2 separate regions of the Homo sapiens genome follow, and region 2 is linked to region 1. Evidence: chromatin contacts called from ENCODE Hi-C or POLR2A ChIA-PET data. All regions are on one chromosome and are shown on one strand. Each heading gives the region's core, a stretch centred on a gene start or an enhancer-like site at or near the end of the contact. The rest is flanking DNA. Distances are from core to core; before and after follow the strand shown. Region 1 holds the start of SYCP2L (synaptonemal complex protein 2 like). Region 2 has its middle 12 kb from the start of TMEM14B.

Region 1 (4,337 bases), core at 198-2,697:
GTGGGTAGGAACCTGACAGGAAAATCAGAAAGTGGGATGGTTTAGGCAGAAAAGATCGTTAGATTCTCTGAGATTCAGTCTCCTCATTTAAAAAACATGATGATAGCCGGGCGCTGTGGCTCACGCCTGTAATCCCAGCACTTTGGGAGGCCGAAGCGGGCAGATCATGAGGTCAAGAGACAGAGACCATCCTGGCCAACATGGTGAAACCCCGTCTCTACTAGAAATACAAAAATTACCCTGGCGTGGTGGCGCGCGCCTGTAGTCTCAGCTACTCGGGAGGCTGAGGTAGGAGAATCGCTTGAACCCGGGAGGCAGAGGTTGCAGTGAGCCAAGATCACGCCACTGCACTCCAGCCTGGGCGACAGAATGAGACTCCGTCTCAAAAAAAAAAAAAAAAAAAAAAAAAAAAAAAAAAAAAAAAAAAAAAAAGATGGTAACACCTATATGGAAGGATTGGAGTGAGGACTGACTGACAGAATGTCTGTAATGTTCTTAGCATAGTGCCTGGGCACATAAAAATGGCTCAGTGAATGGCAGCTTTCAATGTAACAGGGATGGAGAGGGTGAGGAGGTTATGCTTAAGTGCTCTGAATTTAAGCGTAGCTTGATGTTAGAAAGGTTTCTGTCCCAAATCTGTTTCCCCATGGCTGGGAAGATGGCGCCAGATGACAGATGGATTTTATGGAGAACAAGAGTGAGTTCCTGGATCTAGGCAAGCAGTTACCCCTGGCTATCAGAATCACCTGGCGTCCTCACTAACAAACTAACAAACTACCGGCCCACCGTAGACCAATTACATCAGAATTTCTACCACCAGGAACCCAGGCAGAAGAATGTTAGAAACACGCCCCAGGTGGTTTTTGTTTGTTGTTTTTGGCGTCCCTGGGTGGGCTCAAACTTCATGTGTTTTTTTTTATTATTTATTGATAAGTAATAATTGTAGCTTTATCTTAGGGGCTGTCCTTTGTCGTTCGGTTAAATGAAGTCCCAGCACTTGGGGTTGCTTAACACTTCTGCACTTTCTACGCAGCAAGGTGGAAAGAGGGCTGGAAAACCGGCTAGGAAAATACGCAAAGCAACTAGAAAAGAACTATCTCATTGCTTTCCGAACACGAATTCTCCGGTTCCCCTTTCCCTGAGCGCTATTTAGCTAGGGATCCGAGGTTTCTATTCTGCCTGGTCTCCCCGCAGGCTGCCAATACACTCCGAGCAAACCCAAGGAGGTGGCGGGGGACTATGCCCAGCACCCGGTCTCTGAGCGAACACCTCAAGGCGGCAGAACCTGAGCCCCAGGGACCCCGCGCCCTCGCGCGCCCTAGCACTGTGGACAGAAGGTCCGGGCCCTTCGGGGGTCACTCACCGCTTGCATAACGAGGCTTCTTCGTTCCTGAAGCGACGCGCCGCTCAGCTTTGTTGCGCTCGGTCGGCCCTCTCCTGCTTCCCCGCCCAAGAGCCCCGCCCGCTGGGGGCGCTGCCGAAAGAGCCCTGGTGGCGGACCGCTCTTCGAGTCGAGTCTTCTTCCGCAACTGTAATTGACGAATCCGCCCCCTGAAGTTTACTAGAGCTCTGTGTTTTGAGACTCAAGAAGCGCGTGCAAGTAACTAGCGCACACAGGCCAAACCACCTGGGCGCACGCACTCACCCTTTAAGAGAAAGCCAGCACTCAAAGGATGTGAACTACGTCATTTAAACGTTCCTTATTTGCGAAATTCCAAACAGATAGGCGTTCGCTTTGTGGTAGCTGTTCCAAGTTTTTGCCCCGCCTTAAAAAGCCAGAGGGGCGGCCAGGCGCGGTGGCTCACGCCTGTAATCCCAGCACTTTGGGTGGCCGAGGCTGGTGGATCACTTGAGGTCAGGAGTTCAAGACCAGTCTGGTCAACATGGTGAAACCTTGTCTCTACTAAAAATACAAAAAATTAGCCGGGCGCGGTGCACGTGCCTGTAATCCTAGCTGTTGGGGAGGCTGAGGCAGGAGAATCACTTGAACCCGGGAGGCGGAGGTTGCAGTGAGCGGAGATCTCGCCACTGCACTCCAGCCTGGGGGACAGAGTGAGACTCCGTCTCAAAAAAAAAACAGCCAGAGGAGCAGTTTTTGGTCCATTGATGTGTGCAGACAGAAGCCGAACCCTTTCCTATGGTAACCAGACTTGTACCCGATATTATTAATACATTCCTGATTTCACACACACACAAAGTGTGTTTGGTGGTTGTTTTTTAAGTACCGTGGTGGGGAGGAAGGGGAATTTTTTTTTTTAATCAAAGCAAATAGTTTTGTTTTTGTTTTTGTTTTTTTGTTTCTTTGTTTGCCTATTTCCTTTAACCTGACAAGTATGCGTACCAATGGCTAGGCTGATTCGGATAGGTGGCCAGTTGTGTGAACACGGTGGCAAAATTAAATTGGACTAGAGTTTTCCACAAAAAACAAAAAAAAGACCCCTCCAATCCAAACATCCTTTGTGTAAAAATCAACTTGTATTATAACTAGACCTGTGAGTATTTCAAGTCATAATATGTACGGAAGATATTTGTCTACACCAAAGCAAAACATAACAAAACCAGAACCCCTGTTAGCCCAGGACTTGCACACATTTCTAGTCCGTTCAAAACAATGTTTATGTCAAAGCCTGTCATATCAATTTCCTGGAAAGTATAATGTAAACATTCTTACATTAATTTACCTATTTTAATCTAAACCAAGGAAATTCAAACGCAAGTTTTTTTCCTTTTCAATGAATGGACTTTTGTAATATTAAACTAGTAATCAAGACAGGAACAGCTGTGAGTATAAGCTATTGTGAGTCAATACAAATATAATACCAGGGCAAGAAAGAAACAATGAATAATAAGAAGCAATAAACAAAATACTACAGTTTAAATGAATTTTAAGAGAATATTTAAAAATTAGAGTTTTCATAATATTAGATAGAAAACTTAATCATCTATTATTTTCAGGCTTTGGGGGAAAACATGTCCTTCCAAAGTCTATGGTGCAATGCATTCAAATCTTTAAGAGAAATTAAAAATAACAGAATAGGCAAAATACCTTTTATCTGGTTTTTTTTTTACTTTGATTAGCTTCTTTTACTAACATGTTTTGTCTTAATATAATTTATGGCAACTTGAAATGCATACTCTAATTCTTCTCAAACTAAATATAGTAGAGGCTCTATGACATTTCTTTGGATACCAGAATCCCTTTAGAAATTAATTGATTTGCCTTTTACATAAAAAAGTTTTATTTATTTATGTTTTTGACGGGTCAGGTCTCTCTAGGAACATTCCAAAAGCACAGAGACAAGAACTATTCTAGCACTGCAATAAGACCAAAAATTAATTTCTATGCATTTTCAGAGGTAACTTTAAATCACCATTTTAAAGTTATTTTTAGAACATTTGAAAGGATAAGTTATCTTAGACTACAACATTTAATGAAATACTATAATTAAAATGGATAATCAATAAATTTTCATTCAATTTTGGAAGACAAAACAACACGAAAAGCAACTGAATCAACAGGAGTTTCGGGGACCTTTGGCAGACAGTTAATAAGATGAAAAATCTGTGAATGAAACTCGTGGGTGAAGAGTAGACAGATCTCTTCGTTCCCAGCTAGACCTCAGTGGCGACCATTTGAGAGTGATTTTAATCAGAAACCTTGACTGACAGGACCTTTTAGGAGGGGAGAACTTCGGGAGAAAGGAGGCTGGGAATGAACAAATCACTTTCTTCTGCTAGGACCCTTCGGCTTTGACTGGGAGGAGGACCCCAGCTAGAAGATAAAGGAGGAAAAAATCGCGAGGAACTGCTCGAAGTTGGCCTTTCTTCCCAACAGAGTTCGCTGGTCCGCTGCCACTGGCAGGCTTCTCTGACCGACTGGGATACTTTTTCTTTCTTCTTTCCTTTTCTTTTTTTTTTCTTTTTCTTTTCTTTCTCCTTCCTTGCTTCCTTCCTCTCTCTCTCTCTCTTTCTTTCTGTCTTTCTTTCCTTCCTTTTTTTTTTTTTTTTTTTTGAGACAGGGTCTCGTTCTGTCGCCCAGGCTCGGCGCTATCTCAGGTTACTGCAACCACTGCCTCCTGGATTCAAGCGATCCTCCCGCCTCAGCCTCCCAAGTAGCTGGGACTACAGGCACACGCCACCATGCCCGGCTTTTTTTTTTTTTTTTTTTTTCGAAGAGACAGGGTTTCGCCATGTTGCCCAGTCTGGTCTTGCACTCCTGGGCTCAAGCGATCCTCCCGTCTCGGCCTCCCAAAGTGCTGGGATTACAGGCATGAGCCACTGCGCCCAATCGCGGGATGGACTTTTCTAAGCAAGCCTCACTGTGCCTTTGGCGCGGG
Region 2 (4,243 bases), core at 220-2,719, 130 kb after region 1:
AAATGTTTTAAGTAGATTTCAGCCCAGTAGCAATAAGCATACCTAGCACTCAGATATTGGTGTCCAGATATTGGTGTGCAGTACCACTGTTCAATAAAAGGAACCAGAGCTACTTGGAGAAATGGCTGATTCTAGTACTAGGACAGGAAATATACAAGATGAGCCTAGAACGTCTTGTAGTGCCAGACAATAAGGAAGTTCTACAAACACACAAACCCTTTGGCTATGCCAGAGGGACACAGAGGTCAACTGAGTTTCCAATGGCCAAAGCTGCAACAATTTGAGCAAGAAAATTAAGTATTGCCCGGCGCGGTGGCTGATGCCTGTAATCCCAGCACTTTGGGAGGCCAAGGTGGGCAGATCATGAGGTCAGGAGATCGAGACCATCCTGGCTAACATGGTGAAACCCTGTCTGTACTAAAAATACAAAAAAATTAGCCGGGCATGGTGGCAGGCACCTGTAGTCCCAGCTCCTCAGGAGGCTGAGGCAGGAGAATGGCGTGAACCCATGAGGCGGAGCTTGCAGTGAGCCGAGACCATGCCACTGCACTCCAGCCTGGGTGACAGAGCAAGACTCCGTCTCAAAAAAAAAAAAAAAAAAATAAGTATTACAACCCAAAGAAAAAAGAAATATCCATGAGTCCATACTAAGATGAATGCATGAATGAATGCATGAATGATCAGGTGCGGCAGTGACTCACGCTTGTAATCCCAGCACTTTGAGAGGCCGAGGTGGGTGGATCACCTGAGGTCAGGAGGTTGAGACCAGCCTGGCCAACATGGTGAAACACCGTCTCTGCTAAAAATACAAAATTAGCCGGGTGTGGTGGCACACGCCTATAGTTCCAGCTACTCGGGAGGCTGAGACAGAAGAATCACTTGAACCCAGAAGGAGGAGGCTGCAGTGAACCTAGATCATGACACAGCACTCCAGCCTGGGTGAGAAGTCCCAACCTGAGGTCGGGAGTTCGAGACCAGCCTCACCAACATGGAGAAGCCCCGTCTCTACTAAAAATACAAAATTAGCTGGGTGTGGTGGCACATGCCTGTAATCCCAGCTACTCGGGAGGCTGAGGCAGGAGAATCACTTGAACCTGGCAGCCAGAGGTTGTGGTGAGCCAAGATCACGCCATTGCACTCCAGCCTGGGTGACTAAGCGAGACTCCATCTCAAAAAAAAAAAAAAAGAATAAAAATGTGAAGTGCTTTCCAAAGACACAAAATCTTGTAATGGCCCAATGGGTTCACTTTGCCCTTTGCCTAGACAGAGCTGAGTTATCAAGACAGGGAATTGCAATAGAGAAAGAGCACACGCAGAGCCAGCTGTGCAGGAGACTGGAGTTTTATTGGTACTCAAATCAGTCTCCCAGAGCATTCAAGGATTGAAGTGTTTAAGGGTTACTTGGTGTGCCAGGGGCAGCCAGGTGACTCAGGAGTGCTGACTGGTCCGGTGGGAGATTAAGTCATAGGGAGTGCAAGCTGTTGTCTTGCACTGAGTCAGTTCCTGGATGGGGGCCACAAGATCAGATGAGCCAGTTTATCAATTTGGGCGGTGCCAGGTGATCCATCAAGTGCAGGGTCTGTAAGAGAAAGTGCTCCTAACCGAAATTAGCCGGGAAGCCTCTCAGGTTTTAAGTAAAGAAAACCTGTCTTTGACTACAAAGCCACGTTTCATGTTTCTTTCTTCTTTCTTTAACTCTTACAGGCATGACTATGGTCAGTGAGCCAATTCTAGTCCATTGCCTGTTTTTGTGCAGAGAGCAAGCTAAGAATAGATTTGCATTTTGAAATGGTTGAAAAAAATCAAAATAAGACTATTTTGTGATATGTAGAAATCATATGAAATCCAGATTTCAGGGCCCATACATAGTTTTATTGGAACAGTCACACTCGTTTATTGATTGGCTGTGGCTGCTTTCATTCTACAAAGGCAGAGGTGAACAGCTGGGACACAGATGGCCTGAGAAGCCTAAAATATTCACTATCTGGCCCTTTACAGAACAAGTTTGCAGACTTCCAGCTTAATGTGTCAAAGATTTTTACAAAGTCCAATTACACAAAGCCACCACTAGTGGGAGGATAAATTGGTGCATCCTCTTCTGAAGGCAATCACAATTTTAAATGCTGAGATGCTCTGACTCAGCATTTAGGAATGTAACCTACAGATTCCTTTGCACATGTTCACGGGGATTTCCATGAGGATATTTCTTGGTACACCATCCTTTGTAATATCAAAGGCCTCAGGGGATCTGCCCACCTCAGCCTCCCAAAGTGTTGGGATTACAAGCATGAGCCACTGCTCCCGGCTATCAAAGGCATTAAACAAGACATATTTCTATCAGTAGGGGAATAGTAAACTAAATAGTAATCATCCGTACAACTTAAAAGCCATTAAAAAGAATTAGATCTTGGCCTGGTGCGGTGGCTCATGCCTGTAATTCCAGCACTTTGGGAGGCAAGACAGGTGGATCACCTGAGGTCAGTTCAAGACCAGCCTGGCCAACATGGTGAAACCCCATCTCTACTAAAAATACAAAAAATTAGCTGGGTGTGGTGGTGCACACCTGAAATCCCAGCTACTCAGGAGGGTAAGGCAGGAGAATCGCTTGAACCTGGGAGGTGGAGGTTGCAATGAGCTGAGATCGCACCATTGCACCCCAGCTTGGGCAACAAGAGCCATACTCCATCTCAAAAAAAAAAAAAAAAAAAAAAAAAAGAATTAGATCTCTAAGGAAAGGGTTGAACCCAGTTATGCTACATAGTTTCATGCCTTTGAGGCACTGTATATATTGCTCGCTCTGAGACATTTGCCCCGTCCTTACCTATGAATTTCTCAGACAACTCACAAAAGGAGTTCATGTCAACTGATTCATGCATCAACTGACAAGACTCAGCTTAACTGTTGGTTCCTTTGTGAAGCCTACCTTGACTCCCTCAACAGAAATGCCCACTCCCCTCCTTGTGCCCCCACAGTAATATGGATCTACCTCCATCATACACTTATTTCTATACTGCCTTTGTTTAGATGTCCACCTCCTCCACCAGACTCCAGAAGGGCAAGCACCATGGCTTGTTCTTTGCACTGCTAGGACCCAGCACAACCCTTAGGCAGTAAATACTCAGGGATCTTTGCAGAGAAGCAGGGATGAGGGCACTTGGCAAGGGCTATGAAGATCTCCTGCCTCTCATCTGTGGGCAGCCTTAGAATTTTCCAGGCTGATTGCTGGGGATCAAATAGTCACATGGGGATCTACTTGGCACCTAAACTAATTCCCACATTCAGGGAACCTTGTCATTCATGAGGAGCCAGGTCCTCCTCTAGGACTGAAGGTGGCAAAAATGTGTGCCCTTTGGAAACACTCCATGACACATGAAAAAATGGCCAACGTTGAGACTCAAAATCTTAGCTATGGAAGCCTGGGAGGATGATAGCTTTGGATGATCTGTGGCCTTCTGATGCCTCTACCACTGCAACACAAGAGCCCTTAATTGTCCAGAGTCCTATAAAAAAGGATGGAAAACTAGGACCACCATCCAGGGGCTTATGCAAATACATAAAGTGTCTGAATTATACTCTAAACTCAACCAGTATCAGTTAGGGTAAATCAGTAGCAAATATCTTTTTTTTTTTTTTTGAGACAGAGTCTCACCCTGTCGCCCAGGTTGGAGTGCAGTGGCGTGATCTCGGCTCGCTGCAACCACAGCCTCCTGGGTTCAAGCAATTCTCCTGCCTCAGCCTCCTGAATAGCTGGGATTACAGGCATGAGCCACCACACCCAGCTAATTTTTGAATTTTTAGTAGAGACAGGGTTTCACCATGTTGGCCAGGCTGGTCTCAAACTCCTGACCTCAGGTGATCCACCCATCTCGGCCTCCCAAAGTGTTGGCACTACAGGCGTGAGCCACCGCGCCCAGCTCCTTACCTTTTTAAAGAGGGAATGAAAACTAAAACAAAGGGCACCAGATTGAGTTAATTCTTCATGTTGAAACATGAATAAAGTGAACTAAAAACGTACCAGTATCCAGTAAATGTGTCCAATGTAGAGCCCAAACTAGGTGATTCAAGCTCTAGATGGGTCTTCTAGTTTCACAATTATATATGAACTAATTAACAAAAAAAACCACTTTTTTTCTTCTTCTTTTTTTGCTACACAGTCCTAAATCTTAGAAATCCTCAGTGGCCATGCTCATTACCCCAGCACTTTGGGAGGCCAAGGAGAGAGAATCGCATGAGACCAGGAGTT

Evidence for each region. A loop is a pair of places that touch in the nucleus more often than their neighbours do. ChIA-PET counts read pairs that join two places held with the same protein, here RNA polymerase II (POLR2A). Pooled maps may share reads with other maps.
Region 2: a loop to region 1 is called in a map of PC-9, with 20 times the contacts of the local background. The contact joins the enhancer-like site here to the promoter of SYCP2L in region 1. A Hi-C loop is called at or near these places in 1 of 168 maps with a recorded cell type or tissue (PC-9) and 1 of 50 pooled maps. POLR2A ChIA-PET finds 5 or more read pairs at or near these places in 3 of 52 experiments (A549, OCI-LY7 and Panc1).

What each region holds. Positions count from the first base shown.
Region 1 is chr6:10,884,162-10,888,498 of GRCh38, reverse strand. It overlaps SYCP2L (synaptonemal complex protein 2 like), which reads right to left and starts at 1,447. Exons shown (of 30, transcript NM_001040274.3): 1 at 1,364-1,447. The coding sequence starts at 1,372. RefSeq lists an enhancer at 1,512-2,280.
Region 2 is chr6:10,757,382-10,761,624 of GRCh38, reverse strand. It overlaps a transcript of TMEM14B not described here. Among named protein-coding and RNA genes, the nearest start is that of TMEM14B, 12 kb to the right of the region's middle. Within about 2 kb of position 1,469, at least 12 of the 41 ENCODE cell types and tissues checked have a DNase peak (open chromatin) inside an H3K27ac peak, as active enhancers do; they include PC-9 and Panc1, where a contact is called at or near this core.